Regions from separate parts of the Homo sapiens genome. Here regions 2 and 3 are each linked to region 1. A link is a loop called in an ENCODE intact Hi-C map of the cell type or tissue named here. Cell type or tissue: heart left ventricle. All regions are shown on one strand.

The links. A loop is a pair of places that touch in the nucleus more often than their neighbours do. Peaks named below come from ENCODE experiments on the same cell type or tissue, not always from the same donor. Only the 100,000 strongest peaks of a DNase experiment are listed, where the experiment ranks them.
Region 2: it touches region 1 in a loop (3.0-fold over the local background); 14 of 110 quality-filtered maps call a loop at or near these places.
Region 3: it touches region 1 in a loop (2.2-fold over the local background); 9 of 110 quality-filtered maps call a loop at or near these places.

The regions. Positions count from the first base shown.
Region 1 is chr11:45,292,034-45,296,033 of GRCh38, forward strand. No RefSeq gene overlaps it. Among named protein-coding and RNA genes, the nearest start is that of SYT13, 7.7 kb to the left of the region's middle. In heart left ventricle, a CTCF peak has its summit at 1,739 (motif pointing left); a DNase peak (open chromatin) is centred at 1,708.
Region 2 is chr11:45,180,894-45,184,893 of GRCh38, forward strand. It overlaps PRDM11 (PR/SET domain 11), which reads left to right. Exons shown (of 8, transcript NM_001384648.1): 2 at 868-992; 3 at 1,353-1,456; 4 at 1,968-2,230. The coding sequence starts at 874. Among named protein-coding and RNA genes, the nearest start is that of PRDM11, 36 kb to the left of the region's middle. RefSeq lists an enhancer at 629-1,360. In heart left ventricle, a CTCF peak has its summit at 2,295 (motif pointing right); DNase peaks (open chromatin) are centred at 128 and 615; H3K4me3 peaks cover 936 bases; H3K27ac peaks cover 1,318 bases.
Region 3 is chr11:45,207,736-45,211,735 of GRCh38, forward strand. All of the region lies in intron 5 of PRDM11 (PR/SET domain 11), which reads left to right. Among named protein-coding and RNA genes, the nearest start is that of PRDM11, 63 kb to the left of the region's middle. RefSeq lists enhancers at 1,665-2,412, 2,413-3,160, 3,161-3,907. In heart left ventricle, no CTCF peak of the experiment used is centred here; DNase peaks (open chromatin) are centred at 2,276, 2,776 and 3,314; H3K4me3 peaks cover 1,170 bases; H3K27ac peaks cover 1,751 bases.

The DNA.
Region 1 (4,000 bases):
TGTGTTATTCTAGCTCTATTGCTTATTAGCTGGGAGTCTCTGGATGGACGAATTAGCTTAAACTGATTAAACTTTCATTTATTTGCAGAAAGTGGGTGATAAATGATTTGGAAATGTGGTTGCAATTATTCCCTTTCCTGTGTCCACACCCTTTTGCAATGTGACTTTGCAAAGAGGTTGAGTCTATTGATCCACTTCTTAATCTGGGCTGGCCTTGTGATTTGTTTTGGCTAATTGACTGTGGTGGAAGTCACATCGTGCCAAATTCTAAGCCTAGGTCTTGAGAGATCCTGGAAGATTCCATTCTCCATCATAGAATCCTGCCCAGCCACCATGTAAAGAAGCCCAAACTATCTTGTAGGAGGATGAGAGATTAAGTGAGCTTGTTATTCCCATGACCCCAACGCAAGCCAGTTCCCGGAATCAGAGCTCATGACTGAATCCGGATAAAACTAGAAAACCCACCCCGCTGAGCCCAGCCAAAGAGCCAACCCACAGAAAAATGAGCTAAATTAAAATTATAAGTCATTTTAAGCCACTAAATTTTAGAGTGCTATGTGTCAAGGGCTGATACAAATGGGGAGATGATAGTCTCCTTGACAGGATTGCTGTGAAAATACGTAGCGCTAATTTCTGTAAGCGTAGGGCCTGGCACATGGAAGCTGCACAACAAATGGCTTGGATTATCATTCCTGGTTCCCAAAGGCAGTGTTACCAGTACTTCCAGCAATGCCTAATAGATACACCAGCTCATTAACAATTGTACAAGAATCAATCTTACAGACTCCAACACTTGAGAAGGGTACAAAATTAGTTCTCTGAACCAACCTCCACTCAACCAACTTTCCAGATTGGCCCAAGCTATCCACTCCTTCTGGAGAACTTGCTGCCTGATGCCCTCAGCCTCTTCTCTCATTGCTCTTTTTCCCCCTCCAATGGAGTCGTCTACTCACTCAAAGAGTTAGTTGTGTCTGTCTCAGTATCTTTTTATGCCAGTTGATCTCATTATTGATTTATAGACTTTAATTAACTGATATGTAAACTAATGACATAGAAGTATAAAGGAAAGTTAGTTCTGTGAGAACTAAGGTGAGTGCTTTGCAAAGACCCATTAGGGTAAGTTGCTTTTAGAACTGCTGTTAAAATAGATATGAGCAAGTTATCTGTAAAAGGTTGGGACAACTCACAAAATTCTAGAAGGACGCTGCCATCAGATTGCCAGGAAAGTGTCTCCAAGTTCTTCCTCTACTGCAGAGAATGCAGGACTGGAAATCATAAATGAGGCATCATGGATATGCACACAAGGTAACAGTGCTAACGTTTATTAAGTGCTTCCTACACATCAGGCTTGGCTCTGAGCATTTTGTCTGTACTAATGTATTTAGAAATTTAAAACGTTTTGACACAGAGTCTAATCATCAAAATTTGGGGAAACTAATGCAAACTATGATTTAGATTAAAATACAATGTTTAAAGTGTGTGTCATTTTGAACTTACAGAAGTATAACCTACAGATGAAAAGTGCATAGGTCATAAGCATAGCATGGTGGATTTTCAAAATGTGAACTCATCTGTTTACCCAGCGCCTAGATCAAAAAATATAATAATAGTCACATCCCCCAAATTCTTCATGTTTTGTTTCTAGGATTCCCCCATTTTAAACGGCATTTTTAGATAGACTGAGCAAGAATACTCTATGGCGGGGAGGAGGAACCACCAGCACTGCCCCACGAATTGGAAGATGCTGCCACCCGGAGGATGTGGAGGGAAATGAATCCTCCCCTAGGTCTTGACTCCCAGTCCTTTTTTTTTTTTTTTTTTTTTTTTTTTCCTTTTGAGACGGAGTCTGGCTTTATTGCCCAGGCTGGAGTGAGTGCAGTGGCACGATCTTGGCTCACTGCAACCTCCACCTCCTGGGTTCAAGCAAACCTCCCGCCTTAGCCTCCCAAGTAACTGGGATTACAGGCGCCTGCCACCACCCCCAGCTAATTTTGTATTTTCAGTAGAGACAGGGTTTCACCATATTGGCCAGGTTGACCTTGAACTCCTGACCTCAGGTGATCCACCCACCTTGGCCTCCCAAACTGCTGGGATTATAGGCGTGAGCCACCATGCCCGGATGACTCCCAGACCTTTACCTCTCCCTATGAGGCCTTCTTTGCCCTTTATGTAAAATTACCAGCTCTCCACCCATTGTCCCATCGCTCCCTGTTCCCCATCGCCTTACTTTTTCAAACCCTTAGCACGTGTCATTATTTAATATTCCTTCTAATTCTCCTTACCTGTCTAATTTATCTTGCTGATGATCTGAGTTCCTCTTCTGGAATAGAGGCCCTAGGAAGGCAGGCGTAGGGCCTGAGTTGTCTAGCAGTGTATCTCCAGCCCTAGAGCAGTGCCTGGCACATCACAGCACTTCAATACATATGTCAAGTGGACAGACAGGAGCCCTGTCCCTGACCCACAGCCCTGCCCTGTGGGCCCTAACCCAAACCCTGAGGCTTCACTGCACCTTCACACACAGCCCCTTTGCAAGCTCACACCACTGCTCCCCTTCTCCCCATACCTTGTGGTGGTGGGGTGGGGGGGCAAAGGGAGAGTCCAGAAACCCCTGGCACTGTGTAAACTGCTCCAGGGCTGAAATGGGAGGAGCCGTGGCCAGAGCCCCTGGCCACTCTATCCTGTGTCATAGCCTGCGCTAGTGGCAGGCAAGCTGGAAACTCTCACTGTGTCGTGGTTAAGCCAGATCAGTCTACCCTCCAGTGAATTCGAGTTCCACAAAGGAACCAGCTGGGTGGCCTCTGACAATGCACTTTATCTTGGTGGGGCTCAGTTTTGCCATCCATTAAATGGAGAGAATGAAGTGATACAATGGGCATGATGTGGTTCACACAATGCCTGGCATGTGGTTGGCACTGTACTATTGGAAATTATTACCACTATTTTGAAGGGTTAGGGCTGAAAGGAAACCTCAAGGTCCTATAGTCCAGGAGAGGCACTTTTCATTGTTATTTGAAAACTCCGCTATAGTTTTATGTGGGAATTCAGAATAAAAGACAGGGTGCTGTGATGGAAAGAAGGTGGGGGAAAGAATCCCCTGGGATCACTGCATCCCCGAGCCCTCCTCCCCACTGTACACACCATCAGCCTCTAGGGACAGTCAGAGCCACCCCCAAAGCAGTGTGAGACCACCGATGGTGATCTACAGCCTCGTTTTACAGATGAGAACACCAAGGTCAAGAGAGGAGATTTCTGAGCTGGCTCCCAGGCCTCCTGACTCTGTCTAGGGTTCACTTCAGGCTCTCTGCTACTTCCCAAGCCATTCATGGGTTTATTTCTCAGCTGGTTAGTGAAGGGCCCAAGGGGAAAGTGAGCTCTTTTCACCTTACTCAAATCAGGGTGGGCTTCCAGATGGAGCAGGAGGAATTTGGGAGACTTTTGACAAAGACTTAATAGCATGTTGGAGAAGGAATCTCAGACCCAAAATCAAACTGGTGAATTTGTGGAACTTTATAGGCAAAGCCAGGGCCAATGTGGTGTCATGGAGCAGATACCAGAGGCAGTTGGGGAATTATTGTGAAAACAGAATCAAATAATCAGTGAGAAGTACTTTGAAGATTGCTTAAGTGCTAGATAAATGACAAGATGTTTATTGTAATCCATATCATCATTACACTTTATGTTAATCAACCGGCCTGGAAGTTAATTCTAATTAGGAAGAGATTCAACACCATGAATAAACATTACTTGGAGTGGTCTGCAAAATGCTGATTTCCAGGCCCCAACTCAAGAGAGGCTGATTCAGGGATCACCCATGGGTCTAGTGTTGAAGATTAATAAAATCTGAACCTTCATCCTTTGCTCCAGTTCTGTCATAAAAACTGAGTTATTTATTTATTGCTCATAACACTAATGACATTTCAAGTCTTGGCCTCAAACTTTCAAGTGTTCATAATTAACATAAACGTCTCAGGAATGAACAAAGGCAACATTCCCTCTCTTT
Region 2 (4,000 bases), 110 kb before region 1:
CAGGCCGTCACGTTTCCCCGCACCCCTCCCAGTCGCCGCCGCCGGCTTTGGGGCCCCGGTGGGGAGCAGGGGGCTGATTAGCCGAGGAGCAGGGGTGTGGCCAGCGGGGCCCCGGGTAGTGAGTCACACACGCCGCTCGCCCAGTCCCAGGGCCCAGCGCCGTCCCAGCCCCAGGCTGCGTGCCACCCTCGCCCCGAAGAGTGTCCCCGGGCTTGGCATGAGGACCCCGGGGTGCCGAGGGAGGGGCTGAAGCCCGGCGCGGTGGTGGAGGGCGGTAAGCGGCGGGCTGGGGAGTGTCCCCTTGAGAGAGTCGGGTGGGGCTGGAGCCCTGGCTGGCCCTCGCCAGCGCCCCCAGGCCCTGCCTGTACCTGCTCTGAGCTGGCAAAGGGGCCTGGCTGCGCTCCCGGCAGTCCCAGGGTGAGGGGCTGCCCTGCCAGGCGCTGAGGGCCCGTTCGGTCTGCCCACTACCCCTTGGCCCAAGTTGGGCTTGAGTTGTGAACCCTCCCTTCTCCCCTTTGCAGTTTTGCGCCCAGGCTCATGTGGGATCCTCCTGCCCTTTGCCCTTTGGTCTAGGGGTCCAGGCTATGCTTCCCAGCGCGGCCTCCTGGCCTGAGCTGCTCTAGGCTCCTGACCCCATGGGGCTGGTGGCTCCAGTCGTCCCCAGGACCAGCCCGGGATAGAAACGGCATTTCCTCTTGGCCGGGCTACAGCTGTTTTTGTTGTCTGTGTTCTCAAGTGCTTCCTCTGGGGATGGCAGGGAGGGTAACCAGACTCCGCGAGACCCCCACTTGCCCTCTCCGCCGCTCACTCCTCTTCCCCTGTTTCTTTGATCCTCTTCCTGTGCTGGTCCCACCTCCTGCGTCCCAGGACAGAATGACCGAGAACATGAAGGAGTGCTTGGCCCAGACCAATGCAGCCGTGGGGGATATGGTGACGGTGGTGAAGACGGAGGTCTGCTCACCACTCCGAGACCAGGAGTATGGCCAGCCCTGGTGAGGCCCCTGTGTGGGAACTGGAGAGGGAGAAGTGGGAGTGGGAGGTGCCTGGGCTCGGTTGGTTGGGAACCCTGGGAAACGTTCTCACTCCTTGCCCACCTTCCCTAACCCTGCTCCCGGCAGCTCCTGGGCGCAGGCTCTAGAAAAATCCAAGCAGTGGCCTAGGGAGGTCTGTGCTCGCATCTCAATCCTCCAGTTTTTCCACCACCTCCTGCACTGAACAGCAGGCTGGCTGGGACTCCTCTGCCCACCCCACATCTTCTCGGTCTCCTGGCCAGGTCCCCAGCTTTTGTCCCCACTGGGCTCTCACTCTCTGATGACTTCTTTGCTTTCTTTGCGGGCCTCTGCCCTGGCCAGCTCTAGGAGACCGGACTCCTCGGCCATGGAAGTTGAGCCCAAGAAACTGAAGGGGAAGCGCGACCTCATCGTGCCCAAAAGCTTCCAGCAAGTGGACTTCTGGTGTAAGTGGAGCTTGGGGCTCTGGGCTGCTCCTCCCTTCACCCCCATCGCCCCATTCCTGGCTAGGGAATTCACAACAATGCTACTAAGATAGGTCCTCACCTGCAATATACCAGGCCCAGGTCCAGGCCTTGGTTCGTCATCATCATTAGCCATCCAAATGGCTATTGTTAGCCCCATTTTCCAGATAGCACACTGAGTCTTGGTGAGGGTTAAGTATCCCACGCCTCGAGTCCTCTGGCCCAAAGGGGTACAGTTGCACTTGGACTCCAAAGCCATGCTCTTTCTTCCAGTTTTTTAAAACTTGAGACAAAGGTAGCTGCTGGCCTCCTTGACGTAGGCAGGCCTGTTCTTGGAGCCCCCAGGGAGAGTATGGGTTATTGCTACCGATGACCCTGGGGCCTGCAGCTGGCTGTCCATGAGTGGGCCTCCTGTCAGCCCCTCTACCTCCCCCATGGGGGTCTTACCTCCCTGCAACAACTGAGGCCCTCCCTTCTCTTTCCATCCCTCCAGTCTGTGAGTCCTGCCAGGAGTACTTCGTGGATGAATGCCCAAACCATGGCCCCCCGGTGTTTGTGTCTGACACACCGGTGCCCGTGGGCATCCCAGACCGGGCGGCGCTCACCATCCCACAGGGCATGGAGGTGGTCAAGGACACTAGTGGAGAGAGTGACGTGCGATGTGTAAACGAGGTCATCCCCAAGGGCCACATCTTCGGCCCCTATGAGGGGCAGATCTCCACCCAGGACAAATCAGCTGGCTTCTTCTCCTGGCTGGTGAGTGTGCCCTGGGCTATTCATGGGAGAGGTTGCCAAGAAACATGGAAGGAAACCACCAGGGGGAGCCATACTGGCCCAGCTTGGCCCCAGAACTTTTCTACCATCGCTTCTGGACCTGTCGATGATGGATCTTGCTGTCCCCTGGCCCCGGCTGAGTGGCTGCAACGCTTGGTGTCCAAGGGCAATGCTGAGAGCACCCACCTGGCAGTAGTCAGCAGATCAGGAAATCACCAAGCAGAACTCAGGGCAATTTCCCCATGAATCCTCATGTGTGTGTCTGGTGGACCATTGGGCAGTATTGAACCAACCGATCTTCTAGAGTGGGTGACTCGGAGCTGGCCTTTGGGGATGCAGAGCATGACTTCCCACTTCCAAACCAGTAATATCAGGCTCTGGGCTAGGTGCTGGGGGTAAACCCTTCAACAAGACAGACATGGTTCCTGCCCTCAGGGAGCAGACGATCTGGTAGGAAGACAGGCATTGAACAAGCAGGTACACATGTGATATCAGTTGCAACACAGGGTACTATCAATAGATGGGTTGCAAAGATGAGGAAGAGGGGTTTTCAAGGGTATGAGGAGGAAGGGTTACCAAAGCAACTTTAAGGAATCATGCTTGAGCTACTAGACAGAGATAGGGGAGGGTGGGGTAATAGAGAAAAGCATTCTAGAGGGTAAGAAGATCCTTATTCACTACAAAAACACTTCTTGAGTATCTCCTTTGTGCCAGGCACTGGGCTGGCCCTGGAAATACAGTGGTGGGCCAGATAAGGCAATCAGATAAATCCTGCCTTCATGGAGTTCTCTGTGGGAAAGATAGAATTAATCAAAGACTAAGACAAATCCATGTCAAATAATAACTCTGAGGGTGATGGAGAAACAGTGAGACTGGGAAAAAGTGAACAACCAGGGGAGGTAATATGGGTAGAGGTCAGAGAAGCCTTCCTGCTAGTTGAGCTGTGATTGAAGGAGGTGAATGCCTACCAGGTGAAGATTGGAGAGGTGCATCCAGATGCCTTGGACAGCAAGAGCAAAGGCCCTGTGGCAGGAGAGCATGGTACATCTGAGCTACTGGATGAAGGTCAGTGTGCCTGGAGTGCAGCACACACAGGGGCCTGGAGATGATGGAGGCTTGATTTTGTAGGGCCCAGTGGACCAAATTAGGACTTCTGTCCTTTTAATAATGTAGGAGTTGGGGGAGTGACTTGGTCACATTTATGTTTTGAAAAGATGACTTTGGCTACAGCCTGGAGAACTGATTGAGCTCAGGGGTGCTGGTCAAGAATGGGTACCCACACCCCTTTCCCCAGGTAGAGCGTGTGGGAGTTCTGTAGTCGGCAATGGTGGAAGACTGGGCTAGGGTTGGGGCAAAGACTTGGAGCCAAACGAACTGCTTTGTGAACTGTATCAGAGAGGAGAGCTCTGACTTAGACATAGACTAACTGGCCTAAGGAAGGGAGCAGGAGGTATCAAGGACATCTGCAGTCTCCCAACAGGTTGTTAATGGTGTCTTTCTCTGAGAAATGGAGGAGGCTGGAAGGGGACTGGGTTGAGGGAAAAATCATGATTTGGGTTTGGGACTTGTTGAGTTTGGAGTAACAACAAGATATCCAAGTGGTGATGTCAAGTAGGCAGTTGGATATATGGGTCCGAAGCTTGGAGAGGAGGCTTGGAGATGTTGCTTAGTGAGTCACCTGTGCATGGGTGGTCAGTGGGGGTGTGGGTGTGGAGCGCAGAACCTAGGGAGAATGTGCTGAGTGAAAGGTGG
Region 3 (4,000 bases), 84 kb before region 1:
ACCATCTTGGACTGGGTAATGAGGCCCCCAGCCTTCTTCCCATCTTCTGGGCCCTGGTGTTTTGGGTGCTTGAGTAGGAAGGTGAGGGCTGAAGGATGTTGGTGCCGCCGGCCTTCCCCTCTTGGTTTCAGAAGGAAACCAAGGAGTGAATGCGCTCTGAGCTTTCCTCCATACCCTCATGTCCTCTCTTGGGTGGATTTTTTCACCTTTTATCACTAGTTAAAAGGGTGACAGAGCCACGATGTGGAGAAATCAAGTTCCAAAGCCAGAGCAGGAGCCAAGTGGGATGGAAGGGCCATGCTGTGCCCCTTGCCCAGGGCCTCTGGCTGCTCAGTTGAGAGGGAATCCCAGGTCCCCCTGGTGTCCACCAAAGTGGAACTTGACTCCCTCAGGACAGTCGTGGGCTTCTCAAATTCTACCAAAAAGTCACAGCAGCCCACCCCCGAAGAAAGCACTCCCATGGGAAGGAAACCTGTTTGCCTGCACATATGCAAAGGTGGGGGCTTGGAGAACTGACCGGGACGGGGAAGGGGAAGAGAGCCACTAGGCAGAATAAGCTTTCTGTGGCCACACCCTAATCATGGCATTGTCACTGCTACACCCAACGGTAGCCAGTGTAAATAGTTTCCCTGGTTACGTATTCTTCCGAGCCATTCATTCAGCTGTAGGGCTGTAGGTAAATATCGCTTTATAGAGGCAATGGGCTAATCCTAATTTCAATAAGATCCTTTACTGCTATCTTTAAGAGATTTTAAGCCCCTTACATCATGATGTGTTTCCCTCCTTAGTAATAAACCCGAAGAGTTGTGGTTGTTATTCTGGACAGGGAGAATAAGGTGTGAAAGGTTGAACATGAACTGCCCTAGCTCTCACCGCTAGTAAGAGCTAAAGCAGGCCCTGAAACCAAGGCCTTCGACTCTGAGTTCAGTGCTCCCTCCCATGTAACGCCGTCTCTTCTTTCCACCCTCCCCTCCGAGGAGTAGTGGAAGGGACCTCTCAGTAGGAGGAGGGTGTGGTGGGGGCCAGGTTGCCCCAGGTGCCTCCTGGCTCCCCAGCTGGGGGCCAGCAATTAGGAAGGAGAACCACCTGCATTGACGGTCATTTACCCAATTGTGCTTTGTGGGATATTCAACCCAAGGAATGTGGCACACCTGGCTGAGCGTAAGAGGAAGCCCAAGTTCTCCAAGGAGGAGCTGGACATTCTTGTCACAGAGGTGACCCACCATGAAGCAGTGCTCTTTGGGAGGGAGACCATGCGGCTGTCCCATGCTGACAGGGACAAGATTTGGGAAGGCATAGCCCGGAAAATCACCTCCGTCAGCCAGGTGCCCCGCTCCGTCAAGGACATTAAGCACAGATGGGATGACATGAAACGGAGGACCAAGGACAAGCTGGCCTTCATGCAGCAGTCCCTGTCGGGCCCTGGGGCCGGGGGCCGGGCCCCCACCATCGTGCTCACGGCCCACGAGAGGGCCATCAAGTCGGCGCTGCTCACGGCCCGTGCAGGGCGCGGCTTCCCCAGGGCGGAACTGGATGGCACCGACAGCCCTTCGACCAGCTGTGAGTATCACCAGTCCCCCCCGCCACCCAGCCGGCTGCCTGCCCCCCAGCTTACAGTCCACAGTCTCCCACCGACTTTCCCTCTGGTTCTCTCCTGTCCCTCTCTGTCCAGCCCACTCTTTCCATCCTCCCCTCCTTCTCCCACTCTTCTCCTCTCCATCCCTTTTTGCATTCATTCTCGAATATTTACTGAGCATCTCCGTGCCAGAGCCGTGCTAGGAGCTGGGAAGACAGCTGTGTGTAAACCCCACGCAGGCCCTGCTCTTGGGGAGACCCTGGACTCCTAGGAATAAACCAACGTTAAATAATTGCACGAGTAAACTGGAAACGAAGGGATGGAGGACACAGGAGTCCAGGAGGTCCCGAGAGCAGGGCTGACTTCATGAGCATGCAACCTGAACAGTCACAGGGGCCGCGGGGTTTCAGGCTCTGCTGTCGCCATCTGGACATTCTTCATAGTTTTTGAGCCAGGGGCCCCACGTTTTCATTTTGCATTTGACCCTGCAGGTTATGTAGCAGCTCTGTCTGAGAGTTAAGGAGTGGGTAAAACTGGCTCCACTGGGGACTGGGGAGGGCTCCCTGAAGAAGTCCAGCGGACTAGGATGTGAAGAGTAAGAGTTAACCAGGCCAGGCAGCAGCGTGGGGCGCGGAGAAGGGGAGGGGAGGCGCGCAGGCAGAGAACAGCATGTACGAGGCCCCGCATCAGGAAGGCGCTTGGCACGTTCCAGGAACAGTGAGAAGCCAGGAAAGCCCAAGTGTAGCAGCGCGGGGGAGGGGGCTGGAGACGAGGCGGCCAAGCTGTGAAGGCCCGGGCCGGGCCATGGAAAGATCAGTTCCTTTCTGTGTCTGGTCCTGACTGCTTTGTTCCTCTATTATTACTCCCCTGCCTGAGCCACGCTGCCTGCCCCCACTTTTCTGTGTGCTGCCTCTCAGCTCCCTCTCCATCCTCCTGGCTGCTCCGCCACCCGCTCCCCACCCCTCTTCTCCCTCTGTACTTGTCCCTGCCTTTCCTCTCTACTTCCTGTGTCTCACATGCACTTTGAAGCCAGGGCCCCAGCGGCCGAGGCGGGTGTCCCTTGGGGCTGGAGTTCTAGTTGGGGCTCAGCAGAAGGGGGAGCACTAAAGGCCTCCGCAGGGACTGCAACCCTTCCTTTCCACTTCTGCACATCTCCCCCGTGCCCCGCCAGCTGCAGTCCCCACTAGAGGCCGTCTGCCTGACCGGCTCGTGAGTGGTGGGAGCCAGGCAGGAGGGGCCCCAGGGAAGCAGCCGTGGCTCAGCCCATGGGAAGGTGCTTTGCAAAGACTCACTTGCACCTTCCCTTCCCGGGCCCCCTGCCATTGTGATCCACTTGCTTCCTGTTTGGCTGGGGCTCCTGACAGGTGGCAGTTCACAGAGTCAGATGTTTAGGACTGGAAAAGAACATGGAGACCATTTAGTTCAACTTCCTTGCAATGCAGAAAGTAAGCTCTGAAAACCAAGGTGGCCCTGAGCTCAATTCAGAAGCAGGACTTGAACCCGGGTCTGCTGGCTTCCTGTGAATCAGTGTTTTCCTAAGTCTTAAGAGGATTCCACCCCGTGATAAGAAAAAATGGGGGGGTCAGCATCCAGTAAAGCCTGTTCCCTGCATCCTGCTCCGCTCACCCCTCCATCTCCCTGAGACTGAATGTAATGAGGCCACCAAAGGTAACCTGGGCTGGCAGGGAGCCCGAGTGTGCCATCAGGCAGAGCCCGCTCACCCCCATGGCAGGCTCACAGCCCTCCTTTTCCTGGCAGTGGCCAGCTGCGGCAGCACTCGGCCAGGGGCTTGGCAGAACGGGGACCTGGGAGGGAAGGAGCAGCATCACCTCGCCGGGTCTCACTCCTTCCAACACTGGCCATGCTAGACAGGTCTCTGGGATCTCAGGGGATGGCTGCTGTCCCACCAAACACTGCCAAGAGACACAGGACTCTTACCAAGCTGGCCCAAGTGAGCCCCCAGGACCCCTGGGAGGCATGAGGTAACTGTAAGATAAACCTGTCTGTCCTCCCCATCACCTTCCTGGGGGGTGGTTCTGAGTTGAGTCCGCAGATCCAGGCAGGGAGGGCTTGCCTGTCAGTAGGGTCAGCCCATACATCATTTAATCCTGCCACAGGGATCAGCCCATACCCTTGGTCACCAGAAAGCAGGACCCACATGTGCAGAGGCTGGGCCCCCTCCCTGTGTCCGGCTGCAAGGAGCAGTCTGTCCGATGGCCCCTGTGGATGGGAGCACGATGTGACTGAACTGGAAGCCTGCCTTGGGGGACAGGGGGACAGCAGGGCTGGTTGCAGAGGTGGCTCTCCTGCTCTGCACTGTCCTGCCAGTTTCTTCAGCCTGTCAGCATGTGCTGCAGTGATTTAAAGATGCAGATTCCATATTAGTAGTCTTTTATCCCTCACCCCCTTCCCACTCTTCCCCCC